Linked DNA regions of Homo sapiens: regions 1 and 3 are each linked to region 2. A link is a contact called in ENCODE Hi-C or POLR2A ChIA-PET data. All regions are on one chromosome and are shown on one strand. The core of a region is the stretch at or near the end of the contact, and the rest is flanking DNA. Distances in the headings are between cores, read along the strand shown.

Region 1 (2,700 bases), core at 48-2,547, 1.1 Mb before region 2:
CAGATTAATATATTTGTATATATTATTTGTATATATTAATATATAATATATTGATTAATATAATTGATTATTAAATATATACACTTCTGTACTTTCTGTTTTTTGTTGTTTTTTTTTTGAGACAGAGTCTCGCTCTGTCGCCCAGGCTGGAGTGCAGTGGCGTGATCTCGGCTCACTGCAAGCTCTGCCTCCCGGGTTCACGCCATTCTCCTGCCTCAGCCTCCCGAGTAGCTGGGACTACAGACGCCCGCCACCGTGCTCGGCTAATTTTTTGTATTTTTAGTAGAGACGGGGTTTCATCATGTTAGCCAGGATGGTCTCGATCTCCTGACCTTGTGATCCATCCACCTCGTTCTCCCAAAGTGCTGGGATTACAGGCGTGAGCCACCTTGCCGGCCTCTACTTTCAGTTTTAAAGAAAATCAAAATGGCTTAATTGCTAATATTTCTTTCAATGCTGCAAATCATTTCAAAAGAACATCAAAAGCAACCTCATTCTACTTTTCCCCCATAATTCCAGCCATAAACTAAACAGTGATTGGGGGTTAGAAAGTTTTCCCTCTTGGTCCTGTCAAGTCTTCTCCAGGCAATCCCAGGAAAGATGTTTTTGGCTTTTGTTTTGTTTTAATGAATAGATTTTAAAAGTAGGGGAAAGATAGGAATTAAGTAAATGGGGACCAGGATTGAAGCAGAGGGTGTTTATGGGTGGTGGTGGTGGGTGATTTGGTTTTAAGATTGGAGAATTGATCATGATGCAAGGAGAAGAAATATGTGGAGTGAACTTTCTCACCAATAAAAATACATTAATTAGCTCTTAGAGGAAAGAGCACAAGGACATAAATTCTGTGTGTCCTGGAGCATGTCACCTACAATATGGCTGATTAATAAAGCTCTGAGACAGGATGAAACAAAACCGCAGCTCTTCTTAGAAAACTGGGTAGCAGATTCACTACCATGGTTTTCTATTTGCACAACCATTCTCCCCCGAACTGAGAACCTCCAGGCCACTTCCTATTTTCCCCATCGGTAATCACTTAAGTCTTGAACATTTAAATCTCAAAACCCAACTTAGACTAAACGTAGTAAACTTTGGCTCCCTGTGTGTGTGTTGGGGTGGGGGGTGAGGGAGAACACCATGCACACAAGGTTGTCACAAATAACAAATTGCTCCTGGGGGCCTGGCTGGAGCCTCACAGCTGTGTGTGCAGATAAGCAGAGCAGTGTGGAAGGTAGGGATCCCAGGGCTTTGTGTTACCTTCACTTTCTCATAGACTTTCGGATGATGCTGTCACCATCTGCAACCTGACCCATCCCCATGCGGAGATTCTGACAGAGTGCAGTGGGGGCTGTCAGACAGATCTGACAGGGCTGGACTCATGCCTTTATTACTGATTGCAATCCACCTCTCGGGGACACACACGCTGGCTTTCCCAAACAGACTCTGACTTGTTAAACCCTTGGGTTGTATGGTTAGCTTTTATTTAGAAAGTTCTAATTTCAGCTGTTGGAAATAAATTGTATGTGATTTTCTAGATCTTACATCTTAATTACTTAGCAATTTAACATACAATTGTAGATGATAATTTTTCTAAGGTCCACTGCCCTCAGGATTCGTGTTAAAAGTATCTCATCAGCACATCGAGCTGCAAACAGGAAGTTGTCTGGGATATGGGGGAAATTTTAGCACCATGTTACTCTTCTGTGTTAGATCTAATTTTCTCTCTGCACTTTAACAATGATGACTGTCACTAATACCTAAACATTCACTGTTAGATTCTGTGTCCATTTTTCTTTTTAGTTAAAGCCATATATATATATCCCCCTACTTTAAAGGACAAATTCCCTTTTTAATTGAATTATACCTAACCCCTGGGCCATTTGAGTAAAATCTCGTCATGGTCAGCTTTCCTTTTGTTTTACAGTAAAGAGCAATTCATATTGTGTTTCAGGTCCTACCTGTCGTTGGCAAACTCTAGCCTCCAGGGGGAGCCAAAGACTCCCCCACACTTTATCTAGCAAAGAAGAGCTCTGATTCTGTGAAGGCCAACATGGAAACTGGACTTAAACACCAGGCCAGCGTAGGGGTTGGGGAACTGACCTCTTCATTTGGGTCATCTCTTTTCCGTGTAGTGTTTTTTCTGGTATCTCTCACCATGCCCCCTCTCCTTCCCTTCCCCTTCTGCCTCTCTCAAGAACTGTGAGGGGTCTGAGATTTCACCTTACCTGAAATTTAGTCAGTTAGACCGCCAGGCTCACGGGTGCCAGCAGAACACATGAGATTCTTGGCTCTGAGACTTTAACATTCACAGCAACAGCAGTAAACAGGGTATCAGCACTTGTGCTGGCCAAGAGGGCATGAAGCAGGAGCCAAAGCCTGCCTCCAGCATCAGCGTTGGGCTAGATGAACAGGAGGACCCTTGCTTATCAGGATAGGAGACCATGTCCACATTTGGAGACATATTCTTAGCTAGTAACAAAGAATGTGCAGGTTTGTAGCAGGGGTCCACGAACTATGCTTTCGTGCAGCGTACAAGCTAAGCATTCTTTTTTACATTTTTTAAAATGGCTACAGTAAAGAAGAAAATGTGATAGAGACCACAGGTGGCCTAAAAAATTTGACGTATTCACTATCTGGGCCTTCACAGACAAGCTTGGTGATTCCTGGTCTATAGCATCGTCTGTGCTTAGGGCCCGAGGTGGG
Region 2 (2,700 bases), core at 67-2,566:
CTAATGTGGGAGGGAACCGAACGTGGATGACGCTCCGGGCAGCGGCGGAGAGCCGAGATCACCGCGCGCGCCTGAGAACTTTGTCCGAAGCGCGGCCCGGGGACTGGGAGCGCAGGGCAGGGAGCTCCCTCTGCGGGAGCGCGGAGGCGCTCCTACTTTCTCCGCACGTCACGGGGGCCGCTCAGCGCTCTCCCACCCCGGGCCGGGCGAGAGCGGCTCCCCAGCAGGGCGACGGAGGAGCGCGGCGAGAGCGAGCCGCCGCGGAGAGCCTGGGAACCCAGAGCGCAACCCTCGGCCCCCGCCGGGGCGGCCTCCGCAGCCGCACGGACCCCGCGTTCGGGGCTGGCCCGCTCCCTCTCGTAAGTCGACTTGGCCACGCGGGGGAGCGAGGGTCGCCCGGGGCTGGAGATGTTAACCCGGTCTCAGCCTCGTCTCCGCCGGGACGCCCCGACCCTCTGCTCCTCACGACTTTCGTTTTCCCGCCGGGGAAAACTTCGGCGCCGCGTCCATCTCCAGGCGGCAGGCGGGGGCGCCCTCTCGGAGCCGCGCGGGGAACCGGGCTGAACCCCGGCCTCTCTCCGCGCCTGCAGGAGCCCCGGGGCCACCAGAGCGCGCGGCGGACGGACACAGCGTCACGGGCCGGGTGGGCGACCCGGCGCGCGCCTAGCAGACGCCGCAACTTCGGGGCTCCCCGCGGCAGCCGCCGCCTGCGGCCAGACGCGGGGAAGTTCCCCGAGGCCAGCGGGGGGAAAGGGCAGCGGGCGGCGGGCGCGGAGCGTGTCCTGGATAACGGGCGCGGGCCGCGGAGCCGGCTTCCTGGGCTCGCGGGCGGAGTGGAGCCGCCAGGCTGGAGTCGCGAGCGCGCCGGCGCCGGGCTTTCCCGGGACTCTCCCCAAGTGCCAAGAAGCGGCTCGTGGGCGCGCCCTTGCCGGGAGCAGGGGCATCCCGCCGTCCTGGCCCTTCAGAGCCCAGCGCCGCCCAGCCTGGCCCGCGCCGCTGCGAGGCGCAGGGGGCCCGGGGGAGCTACTGAGCCCGGCTTCGTGACGCTTGCCTTTCGGAGCCGCTTGCCGCTTCTCCGCAGCCCTGGACCAGAGGGGACAAGCGATGCTGCCCGAGCCCCCGCCCCTGGGCTTCGGGACAGGGACGCGGGGCGCCTGAAAGGACTGCTACCGCGGCTTCTGCGCCAGGGCAACCGGGGCTGGAGGGGGCCTCCGAGTTGTTCTTTGGGGGCGGAAGCTGCGGGCCGCGCCTCCCAGGCCGCGCCCTTCCCAGAGACCAGTTTCTGGGCTTTTTAAGGTCAAGTTTTTTGTGCCGCAGAGCGGGCCGGGATCGTCTGCCTGCGAGGTGGCGGTGCCTACCACAGCGGGTCGGGAGCTTCTGGGATCCGAGCCGAGAAACGGGACGCTCGAGTCCATTTGCAGTCTTCACGTAGGAAACGGTGCTAGGTAAACGGGGCGAGTGGGTGTTTTGTAAATTTAAAGACTCAGCTTTCCCTGACGGGGAAGTTTTCCGAGTCACGTAGTCTGGGAAACAGTGTATTGTCCCCTCGTTGGGCAGGCAGAGAGGCGATATTGGCCTTGGGGCACTTTTTAAATTCATTTTTTTCTTTTTCTTTTTTTTTTTTTTTTTGTCTTTAAAAATGGAAGAACAACAAACCAGAAGATTAACAGAGTTGGGGCTAATATAATGCGTTTAATTGTCTCATGTGAGTAGACAGAAGTCGCCCTTTTTGATCTTGCATTCATAAAACATGTCCCTATTAAAGCATCAATAAGCCTAAAACATTCTAGAAACTAACAGTTCATTCTGACAGCTTTTGTTGATAGTCTCTTAAGGAAGTAAAATCTTTAAAAGTGAAAAAGTGAATCATTATAGAGAGCATATCCTATGTTGCACTTTCTAAGGATCCAATTTTGTGTGAGAAATGACCAGTTAAGATGTGTTGTTGATTTATCTCTTTCTGGTATCAGGAGAGAAACAATAGCCAAGGAACTGTGTGGCCGCTGAATTTTCTATGGGGAGACTGAAAGGAGTTTCCTGCTGCGGGGTGGTGGTGGGATGAGAAGGTTTATACTCTTTTCTTTGGGGGAAAAAGTTTATACTGATTTGCTAAATGTCACATCTCCTGCACAGAGGTAGGTGGGGTGAATGGCATAGTCGGGCAGTCAGAGTTAGCACTTTATGGCACCTGGCCAAGTGCCTTCAAGATAAGCAGGCCATAAATACAGGTGCTTCCCAAACTGACTTTGAATGACCTATGGTTGTTTTCTAGGAAGGGAGAGGGAGAGAGAGCAGGTAGAGGGCCCTGTACCTGACGGTGCTGTTTCTGCCTCATCCTTGACCCACGGGTGCTGGGAGCATGACCTGGTGACCTGGGGCTTATCACAGCACCACATAGGAGAGGTAAAACGGAGTCAGCTTCAGGGGATTTCCTTCTTAGGCTACAAGGCGGGAAGAAAGCAGTGAGACAGTAAAAATGAGCAAAGCAAGGCTGAAAAGTGAGTTCTTCAGGCCACCTGTGTTGAGCACTGGCTGTGAACCAGGCTGTGAACTGTCCCAATGTGAACAGCGCATTGGCTGCTGTGAGGCGCAGATGTGCTGCAGCTCACTGCATCTGTGCTGAGGCAGGAGGCCTTGCTGGGGAGACTGAAGGTGGGCTCAAGGATGAGTGGGAGCTGTGTAAACTAAGCAGCCATGGGG
Region 3 (2,700 bases), core at 56-2,555, 1.2 Mb after region 2:
TCTACCTGTAGCTGAATTGGAGTGGAAGAGGGAGACTTTAGGGGTAGGAGCCACCCAACTTTGCGTTCAAGATTAAATTATTACTGTCCAATTCACTCTCTCTTTTCTATTAACACAGTTGGACACCACAAACTTCACACTTAAAAGTGATGAAAAGCAGGAACATTTTAAGAAGCAATACATTAGAAAGCTTACAATCAGAAGGAGTAAAATATTACATTCCTATGCTCATTTTGGCCTCTGAAGTTTAAAAAAGAACACTCAGTCACAGCTGTCTTTTCTCTGGATTTTAAAAGTCCTTGACTTGATTTCTCAGTCTTATGTAATATACACAAAAAGTATATAATATGTAAAATATGTTGTATATGTGAGAAGATCTGACATTTGCCATTTTTTCACATTGACACATATTGGCACCTATTAATGTACCTAATTCAATTTTAGATAAAGCTAAACTCTGGAGCCCTGACAAGCAGGAAGAGGCCAACTAGCCACCTCCCAGAATCATATTTTATTCCTTCCCTATTTCTGACATCTCACTTTCAGTAGACATTAATAGGAAGTTTTATGTATTTAATTCTTAAAGAGAGAGTTAATATCTATGTCTATAGCAGTAAGTCAAAAAAGAGGATTCCCTTTGGGAATCGCTGTGCCCCAAGCAAAAACTGGTCAGATTAATTAAAAATTAACCACAAAAAAAGTAGGTGAAATGTGGGTGGTGACAGGAAATCAACTCTGCAAGGAGAGGAGGGTCAAGGAAGGTGAAAGAAGCAAGAATATTCCAAAGTAAAAGGTGTTTCAATTACTTTGGCGCCATCTGGTTGCAAAAGGGCCCCCGGGTGCCAGAGCTGCCAGACATAGTGGGTGAGAAGCAAAGGTTTGCAGGGCAGAAAGACCAGAAGTCAGAGAGCACAGACACACATATACACAGGAGAGTTTTTAATCTTTTTAATAACTTTTCAATCGTTGCTTTGTTTACACCTACATGACACAGGCAGTGCAAGCACATTTGAAGAAGAAATAAGTTAGAAAGTTTAAATATGAATATTTAAATCAATTGAGAACAATTCAGAAAAGCACCTTTGCCCCACTGACTGCCGTGACAGACCAGAACCTGAGGCTATTTTATTATACACAGTAACCGCTGCCGTTTACTAACAAATCAGTTCACAATACCTTCTCCCCTGCATCAGAGACGGCCAAGTCGGTTACCACACCCTGGATCCCGGGATCCACATCCGAACAGCCTCTTCCTTCTCTCCCTCCTGTGACTAATGCTGGAAGCACGCCATCGAGACAGAAACAAAAAGGACAGCGTCAAACATCGGCCAGCCCACCGGGTTCTTCTGTACACGGCCAACACATATTTCAAAATAGGAAACACCACAAAATAATACATATTGAGTATTCTTAGATGAGGTGCTTGGATGAGCGCAGAGCAATGCATGTGGTCCCTGCCCACATGGGGCTTACACGCTAACAGACAGCAACTGACGAACCGCACAAAGTATCACCATCTTTGTACTTTTCTTTCTTGCACTGAAGTGTTCGTGTGTCGTTTGTGTTACAGAGGGTAGAATCTACATCTCACTCTCACTTAATAGGAAAATGCCTCCTGGGAAGGGTGAAATTTAAAACAGGTGCTGTAGAACAAAAGCAAGGTCTCTTGGCAGACTTAAGTCTGTAAAAAGTCTCTCTTGTGGCCAGTGCAAGAGCAGCAGACGATAAACAAGGTTTAGGAGGAAGGAGGAGTCCGAAGCAGGAGGGAGACATCTTTCTAGGAAGGCGGAGATGGCTAATACTTCACGGTCTCATAGTCATACAAACCAAGAACCTGTCCCTATCTCTGAATAACTTATTTTTTAACAATTTCTAAATGTGTTGTTTTTCTCACATTTCTTGTTATGCTTTAGATTTACAAATACTATGTATTTAAACTATGAAAACATAGAAACTAGTCCCGAAATATTTTTAAGTACCAAATACAGATTTCACTTCATCCATTAAATCTCTGTTGGCAGGATTTTATTTCTTTACCCATGTGAACTCAGTTAAAACTTAAACTGTGCCCACCTTGCACTGATTAAAACTAGAATTTTCAAAGCCCAAAACAGTGTTTTATTAGAACCATGTCCAATCCAGACCCTGACAAAATCGATATTCACTTTATGACACTGTTTGTTTGTATAATTTTTATTGTGTCTTTTTAAAACTTTATTTCCAATATAGGAAATGCTTTTTTCTTTAATAAAAATACTTATGTCTTTGGAAAATGAGAGTCCTCTAGGATTTCAAAGACCTCTTCTAATACAAAGAAGTTTTTGTCTAAACGGAAACGGCTTCAGATGAGATCAGCTAAAAACAAGTCCATTTTGTTCAAGCTGATCAGCACTTATTCACTTACAATGAGGGACATTTTATAGGTTTCTCTGTCATTTGAAAAATGGTTCTACTATTGGGTGCTATTCCTAACTCTTAAAGAGTGGCCAAAGGCATCACTAAAGAATTCACCACTCTGTTTCTCACTCCCTCATAGAAATTAGGAAAATCAAATGGGAAAGAAGCTGATGACAAGGCAGAAGAATAAAACACAGATCAGGTCCCTGTCCCTGTATCCAATTTCAGGGTGGGCCAGAGGGTCTCCAGTGAACAGAACTTTCCTAGAAGTAGAAGATACTCATCATGTATACTGAAGACTGA

What was found. A loop is a pair of places that touch in the nucleus more often than their neighbours do. ChIA-PET counts read pairs that join two places held with the same protein, here RNA polymerase II (POLR2A). Pooled maps may share reads with other maps.
Region 1: a map of endothelial cell of umbilical vein shows a loop between it and region 2 (5-fold over the local background). The contact joins the enhancer-like site here to the promoter of GCNT4 in region 2. A Hi-C loop is called at or near these places in 2 of 168 maps with a recorded cell type or tissue (endothelial cell of umbilical vein and naive thymus-derived CD4-positive, alpha-beta T cell), 2 of 37 single-sample maps with no recorded cell type and 12 of 50 pooled maps.
Region 3: a pooled map shows a loop between it and region 2 (11-fold over the local background). The contact joins the enhancer-like site here to the promoter of GCNT4 in region 2. A Hi-C loop is called at or near these places in 1 of 168 maps with a recorded cell type or tissue (CD4-positive, alpha-beta memory T cell) and 10 of 50 pooled maps. POLR2A ChIA-PET finds 5 or more read pairs at or near these places in 1 of 52 experiments (activated T-cell).

What each region holds. Positions count from the first base shown.
Region 1 is chr5:76,174,533-76,177,232 of GRCh38, reverse strand. All of the region lies in intron 2 of SV2C (synaptic vesicle glycoprotein 2C), which reads right to left. Among named protein-coding and RNA genes, the nearest start is that of SV2C-AS1, 92 kb to the right of the region's middle. RefSeq lists an enhancer at 1,043-1,122. Within about 2 kb of position 1,297, at least 3 of the 41 ENCODE cell types and tissues checked have a DNase peak (open chromatin) inside an H3K27ac peak, as active enhancers do.
Region 2 is chr5:75,051,174-75,053,873 of GRCh38, reverse strand. GCNT4 (glucosaminyl (N-acetyl) transferase 4) reads left to right here and starts at 1,316. Exons shown (of 4, transcript NM_001366737.1): 1 at 1,316-1,445; 2 at 1,647-1,705. RefSeq lists silencers at 60-429, 550-599, 820-1,069.
Region 3 is chr5:73,899,761-73,902,460 of GRCh38, reverse strand. It overlaps ARHGEF28 (Rho guanine nucleotide exchange factor 28), which reads right to left. Exons shown (of 36, transcript NM_001177693.2): 31 at 1,177-1,277. Among named protein-coding and RNA genes, the nearest start is that of LINC02122, 200 kb to the left of the region's middle. Within about 2 kb of position 1,305, at least 7 of the 41 ENCODE cell types and tissues checked have a DNase peak (open chromatin) inside an H3K27ac peak, as active enhancers do.